Regions from separate parts of the Homo sapiens genome. Here regions 1 and 2 are each linked to region 3. A link is an interaction called in ENCODE POLR2A ChIA-PET data of the cell type or tissue named here. Cell type or tissue: HepG2. All regions are shown on one strand.

Region 1 (8,000 bases), 62 kb before region 3:
TCGGCGGCTTAAAAAATAATTATTCTTGCTCTCACAGGTCAGATGGGAATTGGCTGCTCTAGGCCTGGCGCTGAGTGGACCAGCAAGCTAGCCAGGACATGGCTAACTGCAGCAGTACAAGAGGGTCATACCCAAATTCACAAGCACATTTTAAGCCACTGTTTGTGTCACGTTTGCTACCAGCCCATTGGCCAAAATAAGCGACATGACCAAGCCCAGAATTAGGGATAGGGGAAGTATACTCCGCCTCTAGTGGAAGAAACTATCAAGTCACCTGACAACAGGTATTGATACAGAGAGGGGTGAAGAATTAGGAACGATGATACAATCAACTGTAATAGGTGGTCAGGAGATACTTGTTTCCTAATTTCATACACTCCTTCACATCCAGGGGCCTCTTTGTTTTACTTTGTGCCCATCCAAACTCCCTGCAGGGAGAAAATGTAAAATGCACATTCATTGGTATGAGTGGCCAATGACTGTTGTGTGGCACCTCAGAGTAAAAGAGGTGCTTCTTGGACAACAACAAAAATCATAATTGTCCATCTTAGTTGTTTGCTGTGAGCCAGGCTCTGAGCTCAGCGTATACTCTGTGTGTGTGATGTCATTTAATCTTTCAGCAACCTCAAGAGGTAGTACGTTCCCATTTTACAGCTAATGAAACTGAGGCTTTGAGAGGTTAATCAACCTGCCCATGGTCATGTAGCTAATATGTGCCAAACAGGGCTTTACAATGCCAAGTCTCAAATGCAGATATTTCTAACCAATGCTGTGCTCTTTCCATTAAACTACTAAGGGCAGGATTTTCACTGGGGCCAAAACTTTAAGTCCGGGTTTCCCAAACTTCAATCGTTGGTCACAACCTTTACAATTTTTACCATATTTATGTACTGTGTATACTGTAATTCATATAATTATTGATATTTTTAAGTTTTATCTTCAATAAACCTATTTTCAAAGAAACTGATGACTACCATAAATGGAAAACCAGTATCTCCTGACAAAAGAAAATAACCATAAAAAACACAAGAACAAAGCAATATTATTGAATTCATGCTGGATACTCTTGCTTGCTATGGGCTCCAAGCTCTCCAGGAAAGTGGGAGGTTTGCTAATATTGGGGAGGTGTTGAAAGAGCACAGGAACCAAACTAAGACTCTCCTTAATAGAGTCTCAAAAGCTAAGCCAGGTGTAGCGGCTCCTGTAATCCCAGCAATTTGGGAAGCTGAAGTGTGCAGGACTGCTTGAGGCCAGGAGTTTGAGACCAGTCTAGGCAATGTGGTGAGACACCCCCCCAATCCCTACAAAAACTTTTCTAAAAGTGTGTCTGTAGTCTCAGCTACTTGGGAGACTGAAGTGAGAGGATCACTTGTGCCTAGGAGTTCAAGATAAGCCTGGACAAGATAGTGAGACTCCATCTCTACCAAAAACAAAAAAAATGTAAAAAAATATTAAAAATATGTAATCCCAGCACTTTGGGAGGCCGAGGTGGGCGGATTGCAAGGTCAGGAGTTCGAGACCAGCCTGGCCAATATGATGGAACCCTGTCTCTACTAAGAATACAAAAATTAGCCAGATATGGTGGCGCGCACCTGTAATCCCAGCTACTCCGGAGGCTGAGGCAGAAGAATTGCTTGAACCCAGGAGGCGGAGGTTTCAGTGAGCTGAGATCACGCCACTGCACTCCAGCCTGGGCAACAGAGCAAGACTCCATCTCAATAAATAAATAAATAGCTGGGAACAGTGGCACACATCTGTAGTCCTAGCTACTCAGGAGTCTGAGGCAGGAGGGTCACTTGAACTCAGGAGGCCAAGGCTGCAGTGAGCCATGATCATACCGCTGCACTCCAGCCTGGGCTATAGAGTGAGACCCTGTCTCAAAAAAAAAAAAAGAAAAAGAAAAATCTCAAAGCTAGAAAATTCACTGAAAAGGAAATAACTTTCTCAGCATATGATTCAGTCTGTTGATGCTATTTTCAAGCATCACCAAACATCATCTCAGATGCCACCAGGATCTCTGTCCCTACCTCATATGCCTGTAGCCTTGGAAGAGGAGCCCACAGTAGGCTCCGAGAAAAGAACACCAAGAGGCCTTCTGGAGATCCCTGGGTCCCTCCTCTGCTGACCCCCTTGGATTTGGAACTCATAGACATGCAGAGGGGCATTCTGGGTGGTGTCTTCCAAGACCAAAGGCCAGTTTTCTCATGACATAGAATATAAGTAGGAGAGGTAAAACCCAGACACATAAAACAGGTGACCAGACAAGCCCCCAAGCCTTTGGCAGTTACAGGGACACACAGACCTGTATTCAAGCTGACTCAAGTTCAAGAGAGTTTCACTTGGTTCCCAGCAACCAGCGAAGGCAGGGGGCTTCAGGGGAGCCAGCCCTTGTCTCTTAACCTGATGGCTTTTTACTCTCCATACAGAACCAAAACCTCTTCCACAAGCCAAACAGGTCTCCACTCACTTCAGCTGCTCCATCTGGAATATCTCATCCAAAACAGAACCACAGAGGGAGAGGGGGCCTTGCCATTTGCTATTCTTGTATTTCTGCAATATCTGCCTCCATTCTTTCCACTGTTTCATTGTTTCTCAGTCTCTGCTCACAAAGCCAGTCAAATCAGAAGTGCCTCAATCCTTGACTCAAACCCGAGAAAACCCTTACTCATAGTTTGCAGGGCCTGGAAAGACTTTCTCAACATCCTCCTGCTCCCATAACGCTGTATTTGCAATCTTCTTGGAGCACCTATTATAACACATCTGCTCCTTCTTTATCCCTCTATTACCCCAAAAAAAGATCTAGCACAAAGAAGCGCTAGCCGGATGTTTAAAACTCAGGTGTAAATATTTATGGAAACTGCCAACACTAAATAAGCGACCTTATGAGTCAGGTTCTCCATCCACCTTCCCAGGGGGACTCAGATGCAAGAAATGTAAGTGGATTTTTCTAAGGTTCATTTTCTATTTTAAGCACCAGCATGAACAAAAGTCAGTTTGGGGTTCCCTCCCCTTCTCCTAGAGTTGCGCCAGACTTTTGGAGCTTGAGTTAGTTCCAAGACAGTGGGAGGAAACACCAATGTTATTGATCCAAATGGCATTCATGGAGATGTCCATCACTAGGTGCTCAGCTGATGGTCCACACAGGTTGCTGTTGAGCCAGGGATCCATTCCATGCATCTCCACTGCTCTGTGCTCTTCCTGGATGCACGGGAATCTTCCTGCTATTCTCATACCTCAGTAGGCACCCTTTCCGCGGCTCCATCCACCTGGACGTTTCAAGCAGCCACTTCCACTCTAGGGTCCTGCTGCTTCTCCAGTGACATAGTTCTACCAGGAAGTAATGTGCAGGTCCCCTCCTTGCCTGAATCTCCTTGGGACTTGTTCCTTATTCCAAGGCTCACGTGCCAGAAGTGGGGTACAGCTCCCCACCCCACCCCAACCCCCAAAATATCCCCTTTTGTGGATTTACCTCCACTTTTCCCCTTTCCCCCAGACAGGGAATTCTTGTCTCATCTCAGAGGTGAGAAGCCCTGCTCTTACATACCGTATTTCTCCCAAATCTGTTGTCTCCTATGCCAAGAGTTGTTTTGGTTTTCCTAAGAACTTGGGTTTTGGAAACAAAAGCAGAGGGCAGGGAGCAGTTACGTCCCTTTCCCAAAGCAGTAGCCACAGAGCAGCCCACTGGCTCAAATGGAGAAGGGTCTCAAGAGAAAGGACATACCAGGTGGAAACAATTACCAATTAACGTTTCAGAAATATCATCCAGCCTCACAAGCTTTAAACACACACGAAAGCACGTATTACTTGTAGAGTAAATTATTAAAGCAGACAAGTTTAAGATGCAAGGAGGTATTTTTCTGCCATTCCTGGGCCCTTAGCTTTTTTTTTTTTTCAGACGGAGTTTCGCTCTTGTTGCCCAGGCTGGAGTGCAGTGGTGCGATCTTCGCTCACCGCCACCTCTGCCTCCCGGGTTCAAGTGATTCTCCTGCCTCAGCCTCCCAAGTAGCTGGGATTACAGGCATGCGCCACCATGCCCGGCTAATTTTGTATTTGTAGTAGAGACGGGGTTTCTCCATGTTGGTCAGGCTGGTCTCGAACTCCCGACCTCAGGTGATCTGCCCTCCTCGGCCCTTAGCTCTCATTTAATTATTGTCTGGCTTTAGGGAGGATTCTGGGTCCCTTGTCCTTGCCTTCTTAATTTTCTTAGGAAAAGTGTTTTGAAGGAAGGAATGTCACTGTCAAAAGGCACAGTTTCACCTCTGAGTCCTCTCTGGATTCTCCCCTCTGGTGTTTTCTCTCGGACCTGGGAACCTCTTCTCTCCTCCTGTGTCTGCCACCTCTCACCACCCTTTCCCCAACCACTTCCTGCTACGACATCATTCTAAGAACTGAGCTGAGGCTGGAGAGAGCTAGGCAGTGGAGGGCCAAAGGCACTGTGATTCCAAAAAGAGGTCTGAACCAGGTTCTCCCCCATCCCTCCCCTTTCCCGGAACAGTCAGAAAAAGAGGAGAAAAGCCACCAAGGCCACAGCACTGGGAGGCCCCAGGCAGCCACCCCAGGAATGAGGGAGGAGGCCACGGGATAGAGGCCGCTGCTGCTCTTCCAAAGGGGATTTCTTCACTTCCTGCCAGGCTCTGGTACACAAACCTGTGTGTTTAGGAGGGAAAGGAATGTCACTGATTGCTCCAGTGGTGGTGGAAAGGGAAAAACGAAAATAACCTGCCCAGCAGTTCAGTTTCCTGTGCATGTGCCTGCATGTGCGAGCGTCAGTCCATCCGCCAGCCCAGCACACTTCCTGCTTGTCTGGGCTGGAAGGCGTTTATTTGGGAGGGTTGCGTGGAGCCAGGGCATGCTGAAAAGGCATTCCCAGGGCCCCTGACACTCACGTGGCAGGACAGCTGCCACCTGCCACCTAGAAGGAGGATCTTTATCCTCAGTGTGCCTTCAGGGACTGGTGGAGAGCACCTCCCTCTTCCTCTTCCCCACCTCATACCCCTCCCCTCCACTGCCAGCCTCCAACCCTGAATGTACGGTTGACTATCTGCTTATATGTCTCGTCTCCCTGCTAAACTTCAGGCTCCCCAAAGGGTAGCAATGGGGTCAAATTCCATTTTGTATGTCCTGCCTAGCACAGTTTCTGGCACTCAGTGGGTATTCAGTATATGTTTGTGAAACTGCACTCTGTCTCCCATCTCCCTCCCTGAATAGTTCCTTTCTCCCATCATCAGTCAGTCTTGTCGCTTTTTTTTTTTTTTTTTTTTTTTTTTTTTGAGGCAGAGTCTCGCTTGCCCAGGCTGGAGTACAGTGGTGAGATCTCGGCTCACTACAACCTCCACCTCCTGGGTTCAAGCGATTCTCCTGCCTCAGCCTCCAAGTAGCTGGGATTACAGGTGCCCAGCTAATTTTTTGTATTTTTAGTAGAGACGTGGTTTCTTCATGTTGGCCAGGCTGGTCTTGAACTCCTGACCTTGTGATCCACCCGCCTCGGCCTCCCAAAGTGTTGGGATTACAGGTGTGAGCCACCGCGCCCGGCCCCTTGTCTCTTTCTTTAAGCACATCCTCTCAGTAAATGCTCTGAACTGTCCTATAGGAGAAGTATTGTTACCTCCATTTTACAAATGAGAAGGCTAAACTCAAGGTCAAATTCATACCAATCATAAAATATTAGAGGTTTGAAATATTGAGATTTGAACATGGGGTCTTCTGATTTATTTCTACTATAACTCTTTTTTCCCTCCTCTGTTCTTCATTTATCTTTTCCTTTATGGGTCTGTTCTGCCCCCCCCGCCCCCCCACCATTTCTAATTTGCCCTCTCATTATTCTTAGAGATCTCTTACAGTGATTTCAAGGACTCTCTGGGCTTTTGGCAGAAGGCTTAAGTTGACCCCTGTGGGGCGAGATTAGGTGGCAACGCAAAGTGTGAAGATAAACATCCTTCACATCCCTGCTCAAATCTCACCCCCTTGGTGGGGCGCAGTGGCTCACGCCTGTAATCCCAGCACTTTGGCAGGCCGAGGTGGGTGGGTCACAAGGTCAGGAGTTCAAGACCAGCTTGGCCAACATGGTGAAACCCCATCTCTACTAAAAATACAAAAATTAGCCGGGCATGGTGGCGTGCACCTGTAATCCCACCTACTCAGGAGGGGCTGAGGCAGGAGAATTGCTGAATCTGGGAGGCAGAGGTTGTAGTGAGCTGAGATCACATCATTGCACTCCGGCCTGAGTGACAGAGTGAGATTCCATCTCAAAAAACAAAAACAAAAAACAAACAAACAAATAACTTCCTCAAAAAAGGTTTCCCTATCACTTTTATAAGCTCATCTTTTTAAGTGTAAATTGTGTGCACATTTTATAATGTCCATATGGATCAGCATATTAATACAAGTATAACTTTTAGGTAGATTTAAAAAACAAATAACTCATCATATATTGAGATGCATCCTCACCTTTTTTTGATAGGGGGCCTGATCAAAAAGTTTGGGATAGGGCCAAGCACAGTGGCTCAAGCCTGTAATCCCAGTATTTGAGAGGCCAAGGTGGGAGGATCATTTGAGCTTAGGAGTTCGAGACAGCCTGGGCAACATAGTGAGACCCCCATCTCAAAAATAAAAATAAGGCCGGGTACGGTGGCTCACGCTTGTAATCCCAGCACTTTGGGAGGCCGAGGCGGGCGGATCACGAGGTCAGGAGATCGAGACCACGGTGAAACCCCATCTCGACTAAAAATACAAAAAATTAGCCAGGCGTGGTGGGGGCGCCTGTAGTCCCAGCTACTCGGAGAGGCTGAGGCAGGAGAATAGCGTGAACCCAGGAGGCGGAGCTTGCAGTGAGCCGCGATTGCGCCACTGCACTCCAGCCTGGGCGACAGAGCAAGACTCCATCTCAATTAAAAAAATAAAATAAAAAGATAAAAAATCAAAATCAAAATAAAAAAGTTTGGGGTAGGACACTGAGTGTGGCTTAAGTCCTTTCACAGTCTTGTGATTTGGATTGCCCTTCTAGAAAATGGTTGGAATCCTTAACCAGAAACTTCTTTATTATTATTATTTTTTTTAAATGGAGTCCTGCTCTGTCACCCAAGGCTGGAGTGCAGTGGCATGATCTCGGCTCACTGCAACCTCCGTCTCCCAGGTTCAAGCGATTCTCCTGCCTCAGCCTCCCGAGGAGCTGGGATTACAGGCGCTTGCACCACGCCTGGCTAATTTTTGTATTTTTAGTAGAGACAGGGTTTCCCCACATTGACCAGGCTGGTCTCAAACTCCTGACCTCAGGTGATTCACCTGCCGCTGCCTCCCAAAGTGCTGGGATTTCAGATGTGACCCACCGCACCCGGGCCTTAACCGGAAACTTAACCAGCACAGTGTGAGGATTGCCAGAGGAAATGCTCTAGAAATATGGGAGTTTCCATCTTTGGAGGCTGGGGAGGGGCAATCTGTACCCCTGAAAAGGGTTTCTCAAACAATGAGGTCCCCCAATTTCTCAGGAAGCACTTTTTCGTTTTCTTAATATCAGCTTTATTGAGATATAAGTCACTTACAATACAATTTACCCACTTTAAGTGTAGTATTAAGTGGCTTTTAGTATATTCGCAGATATGTGCAACCATTACCACCTTCAATTTTAGACCATTTTCCTCTCCCCAGCGAGAAACATCATACTCATTAAGCAGTCATTCCCCTTCCCTCCTCCCACACCCCAACAGCCCTAGGCAATTTTTTTTTTTTTTTTTTTTTTTGAGATGGAGTCTTGCTCTGTCGCCCAGGCTGGAGTGCAGTGGCACCATCTCGGCTCACTGCAAACTCTGCCTCCCGGGTTCACAACATTCTCCTGCCTCAGCCTCCCGAGTAGCTGGGACTACAGGCGCCCGCCACCACGCCCAGCTAATTTTTTGTATTTTTAGTAGAGACAGGGTTTCACCGTGTTAGCCAGAATGGTCTCGATCTCCTGACCTCATGATCCGCCTGCCTCAGCCTCCCAAAGTGCTGGGATTACAGGCATG
Region 2 (8,000 bases), 200 kb before region 3:
AGCCAGGGCTGCAGTTTCATCTGGAACTTGACTGAGGAAGCACCTACTTCCTCACTCACTTGATTGATGGCAACATTTGGTTCCTCAGTTTCTACCTGGCTGTGAGCTGGAATTCACCCTCATTTTCTTGCCATGTGATTATCTCCACAGGCAGCTCACCATGCGGCAACCTGCTTCTTCAAAGCCAGCAGGAAAAAGTGCCTCCTCCCAAGATGGGCATTCCAGCCTCATGTAACATGATTGTTCATATTCATATAATCGCATATGCCCTGTCACCTGCGCCATGTTCTATTGGTTAAAGGCATATCACAAGCCCCACCATCACTCAAGGTGGAGGAATTAGGCAAGGCTGTGAATACCAAGAGTCAGGGATCAAGGGAGCCACGTTGGCTCACCCTCCAAACAGAGTAGAGAGAATGACAAAAGCCCCAGAAAACACAGGGTCTGGAGATAGTTGGAAGCACTTGCAAAGTTTAACCTGAGAAAGAGGAAAAAATAACAAACACTTATATTGCCTTTCCAAGGACTTTTGAATATATTAGCTCACTTAAACCTCATCCAACTTTGTAAGGTAAATACCATTATCATCCCCTTTTTACAGGTAAGGAAACTGAGGCACAGATAGTTCAAGTCACATGCCTACCACGACACAGTTATAGTATTGCTGGGAGTCGAATCCAGGCAGTTTGGCTGCAGAATTCATGCCAAAGATGAGATTGGTTTGTGCCAAAGATGAGATTGGTTTGTTTAGTTTCCCCCAAAAGACACTAGGACCAAAGGGTAAAAGCTGCCAGGTGGTAGATTAGGGGTTTATAATGATAAAGAGCAAGTAAAACTGTGAGTTCTGGTGAATTTCAAACTCCTAGCAGGAGAGAGCAGGGGTATTTCAGTTGGAGGCTGAACAACTGTATTTCAGAGACGGCGCACAGGGGATTCCAGCATGGTAAAGAACAGTGGACAAGACATCCTCTAAGCCCCCTTAAATCCGAAGATTAAAAACCATGTAAAAACTAGCAATCTCAAGGCTGGATTTGGCCCACAGATGCCTTGTGTTTGGTTCATGCCGCATTTTAAAATGTAATTCACAAACTTTCAGAAAAATTCAGATTTTCAGTAATTCCAGTTTCCAGCTTCTCCTGAAAAACCAGAAGCTCCGGGCCCACATTGCAAGGAATTACTTAGCAGGGGCTTAGAAGATGCTGTCCAGGTTAGATGAAGCAAGTGTACTCCAACCCGTCCCAGTGGACAGCCTTCTGTATTGTCTCTCCAACTGAGGCCACAGGTCTGTTATTTGTCATACTCACCTGTTTCAAGGCCCTGAACTGTACCATGAACTTCCAAGTCAGGCATCCAGGCAATATAAACCTGCATCAAGAGAGGAAGCACAGGAGAAACCCGGTCTTAGTGACTGTCCGAGAAGCTAAGTAAAGATAAGAAGGGGGTCATTGAGCTTAGTTCTCTGCTGTGGACTAAGATTAAGTACCTGGCTTCCCCAGATCTTCAATTCCCATACCGTTTAATGGGAATAACAGGTTCTGGTCTCACTACTCTCTGGGAAGCTTCAATGAGAAGTGCTTAACTAACTCCTCTCAATAGAGAGTTGCTTCTCAATAGAGAATTGCTCCTTCTCAATAGAGAATTGCTTCACTAATTCCTGTTCATCCTTCAGGGCGCAGATCCATAGGCTGAGGGAAGCCAAATCCTCTGCTACAATTACAAGGCCTGGGCTGGGCACGGTGGCTCACGCCTGTAATCCCAGCACTTTAGGAGGCTGACGCGGGCGGATCATGAGGTCAGGAGATGGAGGCCATCCTGGCTAACATGGTGCAACCCCATCTCTACTAAAAATACAAAAAATTAGCCGGCTGTGGTGGTGTGCGCCTGTGGTCCCAGCTACTCGGGAAACTGAGGTGGAAGAATCACTTGAACCTAGGAGGTGGAGGTTGCAGTGAGCTGAGATCATGCCATTGCACTCCAGCCCAGGAGACAGTACGAGACTCTGTCTCAAAAAAAAAAAAAAAAAAAAGAATTACAAGGCCTGGCCAGGCGTGGTAGATCTTACCTGTAATCCCAACACCTTGGGAGGCCAAGGTGGGTGGATTACCTGAGATCAGGAGTTTGAGACCAGCCTGGTCATCATGGTGAAGCCCCATGTCTACTAAAAATACAAAATTAGCTGGGCGTGGTGGCACACGCCTGTAATCCCAGGACTTTGGGAGGCCAAGGTGGGTGGATCACCTGAGGTCATGAGTTTGAGACCAGCCTGACCAACATGGTAAAACCCCGTCTCTATTAAAAATACAAAATTAGCCGAGCGTGGTGGCACCCGCCTGTAATCCCAGCTACTTGGGAGGCTGAGGCAAGAGAATCGCTTGAAACCAGGAGGCAGAGTTTGCAGTGAGCCGAGATCATGCCATTGCACTCCAGCCTGGGCGACAAGGTGAAACTTTGTCAAAAAAAAAAAAAAATTACAGAGCCTGAAACTTATTTTGTTTCCTTCTTACTATGGAATTTTCCTTCAGAAAAAAAGTTCTGAAGGGGAAAAAACAACCTTCTGAGAAGATAGAAAGAGGAGAACACATGGAAGGAAAACTTCATTGCGAAATAAGAAATCTTTGACATTGCTTGTCTGTTCTGTTTAAAAAAGAAAACTGTTTTGTAAGAGAATGAAAAAGGAGGAGGAGAAGCATAGTCTGCTGTAAATCTACTCAGTAATCCAATTCTCTGTGCCCAAGAATCCTAAGGCAGTCCTGGAGGAGAAAAGTATCAGAAAATGAACTGGGAGACTCTCAAATAGCAATTGTGTCTCAGCCCTAGCTCAGCCAATCAACAACAACAACAATAATAATAATAATATTAATAATAATAATAATATTAGCAAACACCTAAGTAACACCTCCTTAGGTGTTTGCTAATATAATAATAATAGCAAACACCTAAGTAACACCTACTATGTGCCAAGCACTGATATAAACATTTTATTATTAATTCCTTTAAGCCTGAGCCCAGCCCTGTGGGGTAAGTGCATTATCGTAATGCCAATTTATAGGTGGGGAAAACTGAAACCCAGAGAGGTTAGGTAACTCGTCCAAGGCCATGTAGCCTATTGGTGATAGAGTCAGGATTTAAACCCACATAGCCTTGCTCCCTAAGCTTTGTGTCCTTAACCACCATCATCTATTCAGGCTCTCAGGGATTTATTGAGGATGTACTTGTTCTATAAGGTACTATGCTAGGCACCATGAGGGTGAGAGGGAGGATGATGGAGGAGTCAGATAAGAGTGAATTCCTAAAAGATGGCACTTCCCAGTGAGTCCATTTTCTGTCTGTGGAACCTTGGACAAGACTACGAGCTATTGAGCCTTGCAGGTCTTGGTAGTTCCAGGGCTTTATACAATTTAAAAGGATTTGTTTATTGAAAGGAGGGATGCAGAGAAGGAAGAAGGGAGGAAGGGAGGATGGAAGGGAGGGAGGGAGGAAGGGAGGGAGGGAGGGAGGGGAAAGAAAGAAAAAAGAGAGAGAGAAAGAAAGAAAGAAGGGGGTGAGAGAGAGGAAGGAAGGAGGGAAGGAAGGAAGGAAGGAAGGAAGGAAGGAAGGAAGGAAGGAAAGGAAGGAAGGAAGGAAGGAAGCAAGGAAGGCAGGCAGGCAGGCAGGCAATAATACCAAGTTGCTCTCATTAAGTGCTTATTACGCTGGGTACTGCTAAGTGCCTTACCTACATGAAATCATTTAATCCTTATAATAACAAGCCTACATTGTGGTTAATATTATTATTACCTCCATTTTAAGGATAAAGAAACTAAGGCACAGGAAGTTCAGTAGATTGTCCAAGGTCATGCAGCTGGTAAGTCAGGGAGCCAGGATTCCAACCATGCAGTGTTATTTCAGTGCCCAGGCTCTGAGCCAGTGACGAAAACAGCAAATATTTGAGGTCAAGGTGTAATCCCTCCCATATGCAAGGCACCTGGTGAATTACAAAGCTCTTTGTGGAAAGGCTTCCAAGGGTGGAGATGGGGGCAGAAATTTCCAGGGTCCTCAGCCAGAGATTCTCTGATAACACAGGTAGAAAATACCAAGGGCTGCAGAGATGCGAAAAGGAAACCAGAGCGGCCAACAGCGCACTGCACAGAGGCCCTCTGGTTTTAGAGTCAACTCAGGTGCTGCTCTGTCTCCATCTCCTACAGCAGTTGTCCGATCACCTGTAATTTTAGCCCCCAGAACAACACTCCTGAGACACTTCTCTCATTCACCTCCCGGCACCCCCCAGGGCCAGCTTCAGCCCGTGAAATTCCAGCACAGTTCAGCAAAGCACAGACCAGACATGGCGTCCCACACCAGTGAGCTGGCAGCTGCTTCCTTTGTAACCAGACAGGTACACAAAGAAAAGCAGAGATCAGGGCAGAAGGCTTCGGGCTCAGTCAGGGCAGGCCATTTCTGTTTTTTTTCTCTTTTTTTCTCTCTCTTTTTTTTTTTGAGACAGAATCTCACTCTGTCACCCAGGCTGGAGTGCAGTGGCGCAATCTCAGCTCACTGCAATCTTTAGGGCAGGCCATTTCTCTGTGGGCCTTGGCAAGGCCTGGAGGCAGATGCAGAGGTTTGCACCGCCTCACCATAAAAGGGAGCGCTTTGTTCCTGCTCCCCTGCTGTGTTTGGCTTTTCTGCCCAGGTTATCCCAGGGCAGAATGGAGGTTCGAGTACTTGCCCAACCTGGACCCTTGATGGTACTAAAGCGTGGAGGAGTCGCTAGCAAGGACATCACGGTAGTAACCTGCAAAGTACGTAAGGTCCTGTTTTTCCTATTCATGCATCCCCTGGGGAGACTGGGCATTTGGGAGAAAAGCACAGCTTGGGTTTGATTCCCAGCTCTGCAACTAGCCAGCTGAGTGCCCCTGGGTAAGTCATTACACTGCTCAGAGCCAAGGTTTCCTCTCTTGTAAAGTGGGAATAATAATGCCCGCTTCGGAGAGTTGCAGCGAAGATTAAATGAGACAATCTGGTTTGTGGAAGAAACTTAATGAGGGGTGACTAGTGATGTCTCTTGTATGGTTGCTTCATAGATTTGTTTGTTTGTTTTTGTTTTTCGAGACAGAATCTCACGCTGTTGCCCAGGCTGGAGTGCAGTGGCGCCATCTCGGCTCACTGCAACCTCCGCCTCCCAGGTTCAAGTGATTGTCCTGCCTCAGCCTCCTGAGTAGCTGGGACTGCAGGCGTGTACCATCATGCCCGGCTAATTTGTGTATTTTTAGTAGAGATGGGTTTTTGCCATGTTGTCCAGGCTGGTCTCAAACTCCTGACCTCAAGTGATCCACCCACCTCGGCCTCCCAAAGTGCTGAGATTACAGGCGTGAGCCACCATGCCCGGCTGGTTGCTTCATATTTTAAATCCATCATTCACCATTCCTATCAATCCTCTGTGGCCACACATCACATTTTACATTCATTTGGATTTACATTACATTTTACATTCATTTGGATGATTATTTGATTAATGTCAGCCTTCCTCACTAGTAGTATGAAGGTAGGGACTATGTCTGTCTTGAGCCATCGTTCTAACCCCAGTGCCTAAGGCAAGCTGGGCACGTAAGAGGTGCTCAATAAATATTTATGGAATAAATTAATAAAGGAAATGAGAAGTACCCAATACAATGGTATATTCATTTATTTGGAGCAAAGTGTTACAAATCAGTTTTTATTATTGATAGTAAAAGTCCTGGAGTTTGTGTGTTGCTTTCTTATTAAGAAACAAATTAAGGTATGTTGAAGGTTGTCTTCAAAATAATGTCATCCTCTTTTGCTTGCATTTTGACGCACTTTCTTCGGTGACGCTGCAGTTAAATGCAAGTCCTAGGGATTCCGCTTCACTCAGCGTAAACCCTGATACTGGCTCCCATGGGAATATCATCCGTCATTGTGTTGTGATGGAAACAGGAGATTAAAAAAATGCAGTCTTGGCCGGGTGCGGTGGCTCACATCTGTAATCCCAGCACTTTGGGAGGCCAAGGTGTGTGGATCACAAGGTCAGGAGTTCGAGACCAGCCTGGCTAACATGGTGAAACTCCATCTCTACTAAAAAAAAAATACAAAAATTAGCTGGACATGGTGGCGTGTGCCTGTGATCCCAGCTACTTGGGAGGCTTAGGCAGGAGAATTGCTTGAACTCGGAAGTCGGAGGTTGTGGTGAGCCAAGATCGTGCCTCTGCACTCCAGCCTGGTGACAGGGTGAGATTCTGTCTCAAAAAAAAAAATGCAGTCTTACATCACAGAACACCTTTTCCTGTAGCTAGGAAATGAGGCATGAGAATAGCCTTGTCTCCCACTTAGAGGGCATGAAAACTGAGAAGTTAATGTTTCTGAGATCCTTGAGTGAAAGGCACAGACTTATCTGCTTCCTGCCATAGAATGTCCTGCCTTGAGATGTTGTTTATCAAACCATTAATCCTAATGTGTCTTCACCAGCCAGCACTTGATAGGATAAAAGCATTGTCCTCTTGGAGTGGCAGCTGGCAGACTCTATTCTAACACGTAGGGGCCTCCTTAGCAATAATGTAGTGTTTCTCACTGGAAGCCTCACATACCTCTGAGACGCAGGATGGTTTTAGGTGGCATCCCAGGAATTCTTTCTTTAATAGTTAAACTTTTTAGTACAACATGTAGTCAGAAAAAACTAGCCAATTAAATCCATGAATTCATGGATATTATTGCTTAGGGTGAACCCAAAGCTAGCATTTAAGTAAGACAAAAAAAAGAGTTAATTCAAAGAAAATACTAAGTAAATATGAAGAGTAAACTATAACAAGAAAATGACAAAAATCATAAGCAAGAAAAGCTAATATGTGAGTTTCAGAAATGCTGCTATTATTTATTTTCTTGCCTCTCTCCCTGTAAATCTGAGGGTTCTTTGGGGATATTCTTTATATCCCAGTGTCTAGCACGGTACCCGACACACAGGAGCTCAGGAAGCTCAGTGAATGAGGGATGGATGGATGCAAAAATGATGAACTGATGATAGAATGTTTAGATAGACTTGGCATCTGGGGCTCTGACAGATCCACTGAAGTAAAGTCCCTACCAACATACTGGGGACAATATTGCACCGAGTCAGGACTTTTCTTCCTAAACAGGTTTCTGTGTGATAATAATTGGATTAAAAAAAAAGAAGGAGCAGGCTGGCTCCAGGCCATGAAATGAAATCTAATGTGCCCATATGCCAGTTTCCCCTTTTTAGGATTCTCCCAACCAGAAAGAATTTCTAGCTGCCTGAGATGAATGGGGAGCTGGGAATACCGAGACCCACAGCTGGGACACGAAGGATGCTTTCGATAGAATATACTAGCTGTGTGGTCTTCGATGGGTCACTAAATGTTCCTGCCTGTCTCCTTCTCTGTGGAATGAAGGAGTCATTACAGCTAAAGAAATTATGTGATTCTGGGAGGAACTGGTTCTGAATTTGAAAGCCACGGAGAAGGGCAGGTCGGGAGGAGGTGCTGATGAGCTGGTACAAGGCTGGATTCAGGCTTGAAGAACTCACGTGACATCTAGTGATCATGCTGTGAGGTCAGCATTGTGGTTCTGGGTGGTAACATCTGTGAGTTCACCCACGGGCACTTCGAGGCTTAGAAACTTTCCTGTGTGTGCTCAAGGGATAGGGGGCGGCTCCTGCTGCTGGTGTCCCCACCTATCTCAGTGATGACCAGGGTAGCCTTGCCATGGCCAGCTAGGTAAGCAGGTTTGCTTCCACTTTGAATTCTTATGCCTTCTCCGTGCACTGCACTTTACAGTTTACAAAATGCTTTTCATGCCCTCTGTCCCATCTGATCCTCATAGGATCCCAGAATAAGCCACTTAGGGTAGTGCAGAGGGAGCATGGTAAGCCATTGCTCAAGGCTGCGTGACTGGCTCAGGAAACAGAGCATCCATTCTGGTGCAAAGAGCTCGCCTCAAGGTGGCCTAAGGCAGCAACTTGGAGCCAGACCCTTCATTCAAAGCCTGGCACAGGTGCC
Region 3 (8,000 bases):
TGGATCCCAGGGGAATAGTTAAGAAATCAAAAGGTTCCCCGCAACTGGGAGACAGCCAGAGAGGAGAGTCTCTCTGTGTTTCACAGATCAGCAGAAGTCCAGCCAAAAGTGAGCAGAGAAGAGGCACCCACCCACGAGGTGTTCAGGGGGAGGGAGTTCTGGGACCCAGCTAAACCGTGAGGGACCCTCCCCCCCAACACCCACTGCCCTCCCTCTCAATCCCACCTCCCTCCCTATGTCCTCTCTCACCTACCTGCCACTCCCTTTTGATGGCCACTGGCCTCCTTTATTCTCTGCTTCTCTCTCTCTTTTTTTTTTTTTTTTTTTTTGAGATAAGAGCTTTGCTCTGTCACCCAGGCTGGAGTGCAGTGGTGTGATCTCGGCTCACTGCAACCTCTGCCTCCCAGGTTCAAGCGATTCTCCTGCCTCAGCCTCCTGAGTAGCTGGGACTACAGACGCAGGCCACCATGCCCAGCTAATTTTTGTATTTTTAGTAGAGATGGGGTTTCACCATGTTGGCCAGAATGGTCTTAATCTCCTGACCTCGTGATCCACCTGCCTCAGCCTCCCAAAGTGCTGGGATTACAGGCGTGAGCCACCGCTCCCGGCGTATTCTCTGCTTCTCTTGAGCACAGTGGGCCCTCGGGAGGGGATACATCAGTCCCCTACACCTTAATGAAGACTTTAGGCACTGTGCTCCCTTTACACATCCTCTGCAATGAAGTTGTCCTCTCCACAAATGCAACATACACAGTCCATCCTCATCATTCACAGACTCCATGTTTGCCAATTCATCTACTTGCAAAAATTCCTTTGTAGCCCCAAAATGAAATCTCGCAGCAGTTTTGTGGCCATTCACGGACCTGCTCAGAGTGGTGAAAAATTTGAGTCAAATAAGATAACACTCTGTCTCCTGGTTTCAGCTCTCAAACCGTAAACAAGTGTCCTTCTTGCAGTCTATTTGGTGCCACACTTATGCATTTTTGTGCTTTTTGTTGATGATTTCACTGTTTAAAATGCCCTCGAAGTGTAGTGCTGAAGTGCTGTCTAGTCTTCCTAAGTGATATTCTTTATGGAAAAAAATAGATGTGTTAGATAAGTTTCATTTAGGCATGAGTTATACAGTACCATTGGCATTGAGTTTAATGTCAATGAATCAACAATATATATTAAAATGTCTTTCAGCAGAAACACACATAACACAAGTTTATATATTAATCACTGGATGAAAATATTGTGACCAGAGGCTTAAAGGAACTTAACTCTGTATTTCTCCTAGGAGCAATGGGTCAGTATTCACTTATTCAGTGTTCACTGCAACTTTATAAGGCATAACTAGCATTAATAATGAGAATCAACTGCATGTGTATATTTGCATGTGTGTGCATGTGTTTGTGTGTATATGTGTATATGTATATACATACATATACATATATACATATACATGTATACATATATACATATATACATGTATACATGTATACATATATACATATACACATATATACATATACATATATACATACATACATATATACGTATACATACATACATATATACGTATACATACATATATACATATATACGTATATACACATATATGTATACATACACATATACGTATATACACATATATGTATACATACACATATATACGTATATATACGTATATATGTCTATATACGTATATATACATATAAAAGACACACATGCCCATCTTGTAAAGAGTCCTTAAATTTGCTTCCTGCCTTTGAAAGCTAAAATGCTGTGATTCTAGGCGTAAGCAGAGCTAACTGAAACAGTCATCCTGCTTCTCTGTGTAACCCAATGTTCACCTGTTGAAGGCAGGACCATCTAGATCATGAAGTCATTTTTCTTACAAGAACTTAAAGCTAAGACCTCTACCTGAGATCTTCCTCTGCCACCTCCTGCATCTTCACATCATCCTTGGTTCACTGGAAAGAGCCCTGGCCTGGTTTGGGAAATCTGGGTCATCCTGCTAGCCTCACACTCCCTGGGGCCAGCAGTAACCACCAGTGCCAGTCACTTAAACCTGTAAATGCAATTTTCCCTTATTTCATGATTTTCCTCACCCAATCACTTGGGAGAGCTAGTGAATAAAAGTGCATTAGAAAGTCTAAAGCTTCATAGAAATAGGAGATGGGGAGATAAGCAAAAGAGAGTATGGGCTTTGGGCTTAGACTGGCGCTGGGGAAAACCAACTGATGCTGGGGTTCTGAGCTTGGCTCAACTGTTTGCCAGCATTGTGACCTTCAGCAAATTTCTTAACTTCCCTGGGCCTCTGCTTCTCTGGGATAGCTCAGAGCAGATTACATGGATGAATAAGGAAAGAGAAGGAGGATAGTAACAATTCCCAAGTGCCCGTACACCACGATGAGTGCCTTGTGCATCTCCTCTAACCTTCAGAGGTATTTCAGAGGTATTTCTGATCCCTGTTTTATAGAGGTGCCAAGAGTCATTCTGCCCAAGGTCACAGGTAAGTGGTGAAGCAGAATTTGGACTGAGATTGACAGCCCTGTTCTGCTTGCTGCCAGGGACCCTCAGGAACACCCTGGTGTAATCATCTCTTCCCAGTACAAGGCAAGGAGCCAACTTAATTAGAGAGTTTATTTATAAAGAATTTCACAAGGCCCCACCCAAGAAACATGTCAGTACCTTTGAGACCAGCACTGACCTTTTGCATATGAACTGCTCTTGTGTTTTGGTCAACTGATCTCACACCAGGCCTGAAGCCAAAACCAAGAACATTCATTTCAAAAGAATGATTTAAACAAAAAGAAAGAAAGAATACCACCCTCTGGCACTGTGTTTTAAAGACAGTGTACACCATCTATAAGCCCCATTTTGTCAAGAGGGACAGAGGCCCAGGAACAGACTCATTTGGAAGAAATAAATTGTCTGTTCTTATGAGCACTGATGCAGAGGACCCCTCCATGAAAAACAAAGAATATCAATTTTTTTTAACTGACAGACATTGAAAAGCAATAAGATTTCCTTTTTTCTTTTCTCTGTTTTCCTGGTCATGTCTGTTGAGCCATCCTGACACTGCATCTAACAAAGGCCAGAGAATTCTTCCCCTTAAGAGACCCTCAGACAGAAGTGGGGCACACATCACCCGGTGGGGTGGGGAACATTATAATTTACCGCACTCCAATCACCAAAAGCTCCTTGCTGCTCCCCGGCATCAGACAGTCACATACAATTCACAAATTTGTAAATTTTTGAGGCTCCCAGCAGTCCTTTGAGGTGGATATTGCGTCATGATGTCATCATAATAGGTTTGTTTGCCCGATGCACAGTAAGTCAATAAACCAAGGCAACAGGGATTGCAGCAAAGAAAGAGTTTAATAATCATACGGCAGCCAAACAAGGAAACAGGAGGAAACCTCAAATCCACCCCTCCAGGGAGTTGGAGCTAGAGATTTCAAGGGGTTTGAAGTGGGCCAAGGTCCAGGATTATTGATTGGTCAAAGAGTGCAGAGTAAAGTCATGGGACAGGGAAATGAAGAAACTGCATTCTCGTGCTGATTCGATTCCTCTGTGGTTGTTTTCAAACTGGTTGGCATTAGCTTTCCTGCTGGAATTCAGGATCTGAAGAACATCTTAGGCAATTCTTAAACAAAAGCCTTATGAGTCCATGGTCACTGATCGTAGCTATAGGAACAATGGGGATATAAATCAATTCGTAAACAAAAACCTATGATTCTAAGGTTAGAAATCCTAGGTATAGGAACAATGAGGATGCAGATGGTCAGTATCTAGTGCTACCTGACTCTCAGTTACAAGGAAGTGGGCCAAAGTGTGGCCTGATTAGTGCTTAATAGAACTATATTTCTGCACAGGACCCAGGATGTAATTTTTGTTATCCCTGTGAGGACCGTTTCAATGATACTCATTTTACAGATGAGATAAGCAGAGATCAAAGAGGAGAAATGATTTGCACAGGGCTGCATATCACACGCACACGTTCTTCCCACTGATTCTGGCATCCATGCCAGGGGAGGTAAGACTCCAGAGAGTTCTGCCAGGCCTTTTGGAACACAGCCTATATGTCTGCTGAGGGCTTCTCTAGCCAAAACGCTCAGGCACAGCCCATTCTTACCATCAGCAGGCAGGAGAAGCATGATCCTAAAACCAGGGGAGGCCCCCTGCCCTACTGAGGCGTGGGGCACAGGGCAGTCTTCCAGCAAGCTTCCTGGAAGTGAAACCAGCCACATCTCTGGAATCTTGGAAATAGCTGTACCGGGGAGCAGTTGGCATCACTGCCGACAGGTGGCCATGGCAGGCTTGTTTTCCAGGAAGACCACAGATGATGCAGACAATGGGTTTGTTACATTTTGGGGTGTGTGTCTGTCCATGTGTTGGGGGTAGGGGAAGCAGCTTTCTAAAATACAAACATCTGCCTCCATTAAGCCTCCAGATCAATAGGACACTAGCGGCAGACCCTGATCTCTTGCTTGACTCTTGGTCTTCACCCCCAGGAGACCTCCATACCAATAGCTCTGTCCTCCAGGGGTGAAGCTGGAAGACAAAGGAGGCACTGTGATGGGCCAGTGAATGCTGCTCAGCCTTGTTCACGTCATGACACTCCTAGAAAAGAGTGGTAGCTATACAACTCAGCAGGTCGATGGAGGAGGCTGCTAACAGCTGAAGAGAAGGACCTAGAGGCCCCTGGCCACTCTAACAGATAATGGATCAGCAGCCAAGGGCACCGATTCAGATGATCTGGGCAATGGGCCCTGAAGTCAGACGGTCCTGAGCTCTTCGGTAGCCTTGCTGCTCAGTGTGCCCTATGGAAGTACTGGCAGCATCCGTATCACCTGGGAGCCCCTTAAAAATGCAGAACATAGGCTGGGCACAGTGGCTCACACCTGTAATCCCAGAAGTTTTCAGGAGGCTGAGATGGGAGAATCACTTGAGTCTAGGAGTTCAAGACCAACCTAAGCAGCATGGTGAGACCCACCCCCACCCCCAGCCCGTCTCTACAAAAATTAAATAAATAAATAAATAAAAATTAGCTGGTTGTGGTAGCATGTGCCTGTGGTCCCAGCTACTTGGGAGGCTGAGGTAGGGGGATCACTAGAGCCTGGGAAGTCGAGGCTGCAGTGAGCTGTGATCACACCACTGCACTCCAGCCTGGGCAACAGAGTGAGACCCGGTCTCAAAAAAAAAAAAAGGGAGAATGCAGACCTGTTTCCAGACCTGCCAACTCTGAATCTACATTTTAACAAAATGCACAGGTGATTTGCAGGCTGTTCTGCATAACCACTGGTTTTGACCAAGGGATGCAAACTCAGATGCCCAAGGGACCAGGCATTACCATGAGTCAGAAGCCCAGGCTGGGAGTTCGAGGCCATCCTGCAAGAGAAGTCACAACTTAGCCCCAGCCAGGGAAGCCTGATTTCCAGATTCTTTTATAACAATCAATTCTCAGGCCGGGTGTGGTAGCTCACGCCTATAATCCCAGCATTTTGGGAGGCCGAGATGGGTGGATCACAAGGTCAGGAGTTCAAGACCAGCCTGGCCAACATGGTGAAAACCCATCTCTACTAAAAATATAAAAATTATCCGGGTTTGGTGGTGCACGCCTGTAGTCCCAGCTACTTGGGAGACCAAGGCAGAAGAATTGCTTCAATTCTTCAGGAAGCGGAGGTTGCAGTGAGCTGTCATCACACCACCGCACTCCAACCTGGGCCACAGAGTGAGACTCTGTCTCAAAAAAAAAAAAAAAAAAAAAAGAAAGAAAGAAAGAAAAGAAAAGAAAAAGAAAAAGAAAAAAAGAATCAATTATCTGGGGTCTCCAATATCCAGACTCCTTATTTTTAAATATTGGCAACTAATTTAAAAATCTTTTGAAACACTGTATACGTCAAATAAAACAGCCACCCACTTAGGGTATCTTAGGGAGCCAGTTTAGTGCCTCCAGCTTCAGACAGAAGACACTGAATTTGGCCTTACCCTCTCTGTATAGGGGACCATTGAGCTTAATGGTTAAGGCCACAGGATGTACAAAGGACCTAAGAGTTTAAATCTGACTCAGCCAATTCCTAATTATATAACCTTGGGCGAGCACTTGACGTGCGATCTTTGTTTTTCTCACCTGTAAAATAGCCCCAGTTGGCCGGGAGCTACGGCTCATGCCTACTATAATCCCAGCACTTTGGGATGCCAAGGCGGGCCGATCACCTGAGGTCAGGAGTTCGAGACCAGCCTGGCCAACATGGCGAAACCCGTCTCTGCTAAAAACATAAAAATTAGCTGGGCGTGGTGGTGGGCGCCTGTAGTCTCAGCTGCTCAGGAAGCTGAAGCACAAGAATTATTTGAACCTGGGAGGCAGAGGTTGCAGTGAGCCGAGATTGCACCACTGCACTCCAGCCTGAGTGGCAGAGCGAGACTCAGTCTCAAAAAATAAAAACAAAACAGGGCCAGTAAATGTCCCTAGTGGAAAAGGGATTAACCTAAAGACTGATTGAGGTAACGCACTCTTAAAAAATTGTAGATACTTAAGAGATGTTGATTTGCTTCCTCTAGCGCCTGACTGTGCACACAGATCACCCAGGGGATCTTGTTAAAATGCAGGCTCTCATTCACTAGATCTGCAGTCCCGCCTGCCTGGGGTTCTGAATTTCTAACAAGCTCCCAGGTGATATCAATGCTGCTAGACCATGATCTAGGCAAGGGTCATCAAAGTTTTCTGCACAGAGCCAGATGCTACCTATTTGAGGCTTTGCAGGGCACATGGTCTCTGCTGAAGCTACTCAGTCAGCTCTTGTAGTGGGAAAGCAACCACAGACAATACGTAAATGAATGGGCAGTGCTATCTTCCACTGGAACTCTACTCATGGACACTGAAATTTGAATTTCATATCATGTTCCCACTTCGAATAATATTGTTCTTTGATTTTTTTTCCCGACTACAGTAGCTCCCCCTTATTGGCAAAGGATACATTCCAAGACTCCCGGTGGAAGCCTGAAACCATGAACAGTACCAAACCCTACATTTACTGGGTTTTCCTATACATACACAACTGTGATATAGTTTAATTTATAAATTTAGGCACAGTAAGAGAGAAATAATAATAAATAATAATAAAATCAGACAATTATAGCAATCTACTGTCACAGAAGTCATGTGAATGTGGTCTCTCCCTCTCAATATGTCCTGCTGTATAGTACTCACCTATTTTTGGGCCATGGTTGACTGCAAGTAACTGAAACCACAGAAGGTGAAACCATGGATAAGGGGAGACTGCTGTTTAAAATTTTGAAAACTCTTCTTAACCCATGGGCTGTACAAAAACGGGTGGTGCGCTGGCTTTGGCCCTCAGGCCATAGTTTGTTGACGCATGATCTAGGTCATCTTCAACTCTGAGCCTGGCCATCTCCCTCCCCAACCAGGCTGTAAGCTCTGTGGACGCACAAGCTGTACCCAGTGACCTCAGCTCCCCTCCCCGCCTAGGCCAGGGCCCTGGACAGCGGAAAGCCCTGTCCTTTGCCCTACACAATGAGCAGAAGCCTGGGAAGAGAAAGTGTTGCCTTTCAAGGCTGACACTTCTCTGGTGCCTCCCTTCCCCTCCATTCAATTTCACGGTCACACTGTAACTCTATAAACATGTGGTTTATATGACTCAAAAGAATCAGTGACCCGGGAGCTCAATAACAACAGAAGGAGTTTTCATTTATTAAGGGAAAGAGCTAAGAAAAGGAACCAGCACTGATAAGCAGGATAATTAGACAGTTCCCCAAACAGTCCATCAAACCCTGTTGTTCCCATCACCTTCCCACCACCCCTTCTGGCCCCTGGCAGCAAGTGACCCAAGCGGCTGGGGCAAGGACACCTTTGAGCTCTGAGTCCTGATCTTCAGAAGGGTTGGAGGAGGGGCAAAGGCTTTTGAGAATTTGAGACTAATGGCTTGCCATGGTCTGAATGTTGGTGTCTTCCTAAACATATTATTAGGTTCATATGTTGGAACCTAATA

The links. Peaks named below come from ENCODE experiments on the same cell type or tissue, not always from the same donor. Only the 100,000 strongest peaks of a DNase experiment are listed, where the experiment ranks them.
Region 1: POLR2A ChIA-PET joins it to region 3 with 11 read pairs; 3 of 35 experiments call an interaction of 5 or more read pairs at or near these places.
Region 2: POLR2A ChIA-PET joins it to region 3 with 18 read pairs; 3 of 35 experiments call an interaction of 5 or more read pairs at or near these places.

Annotation. Positions count from the first base shown.
Region 1 is chr22:32,641,344-32,649,343 of GRCh38, reverse strand. All of the region lies in intron 6 of SYN3 (synapsin III), which reads left to right. All of the region lies in intron 1 of LOC105373002 (a long non-coding RNA gene), which reads right to left. Among named protein-coding and RNA genes, the nearest start is that of SYN3-AS1, 70 kb to the right of the region's middle. In HepG2, a CTCF peak has its summit at 4,575; a DNase peak (open chromatin) is centred at 4,663.
Region 2 is chr22:32,776,542-32,784,541 of GRCh38, reverse strand. The region is part of intron 6 of SYN3 (synapsin III); the gene reads left to right. Among named protein-coding and RNA genes, the nearest start is that of TIMP3, 21 kb to the left of the region's middle. In HepG2, no CTCF peak of the experiment used is centred here; DNase peaks (open chromatin) are centred at 3,941, 4,321 and 4,461; H3K4me3 peaks cover 875 bases.
Region 3 is chr22:32,579,552-32,587,551 of GRCh38, reverse strand. The region is part of intron 7 of SYN3 (synapsin III); the gene reads left to right. It overlaps SYN3-AS1 (SYN3 antisense RNA 1), which reads right to left. Exons shown (of 4, transcript XR_001755503.2): 1 at 7,202-8,000; 2 at 3,166-3,675; 3 at 1,906-2,053; 4 at 1,033-1,068. Among named protein-coding and RNA genes, the nearest start is that of SYN3-AS1, 8.6 kb to the right of the region's middle. In HepG2, a CTCF peak has its summit at 4,301; DNase peaks (open chromatin) are centred at 3,491 and 7,471.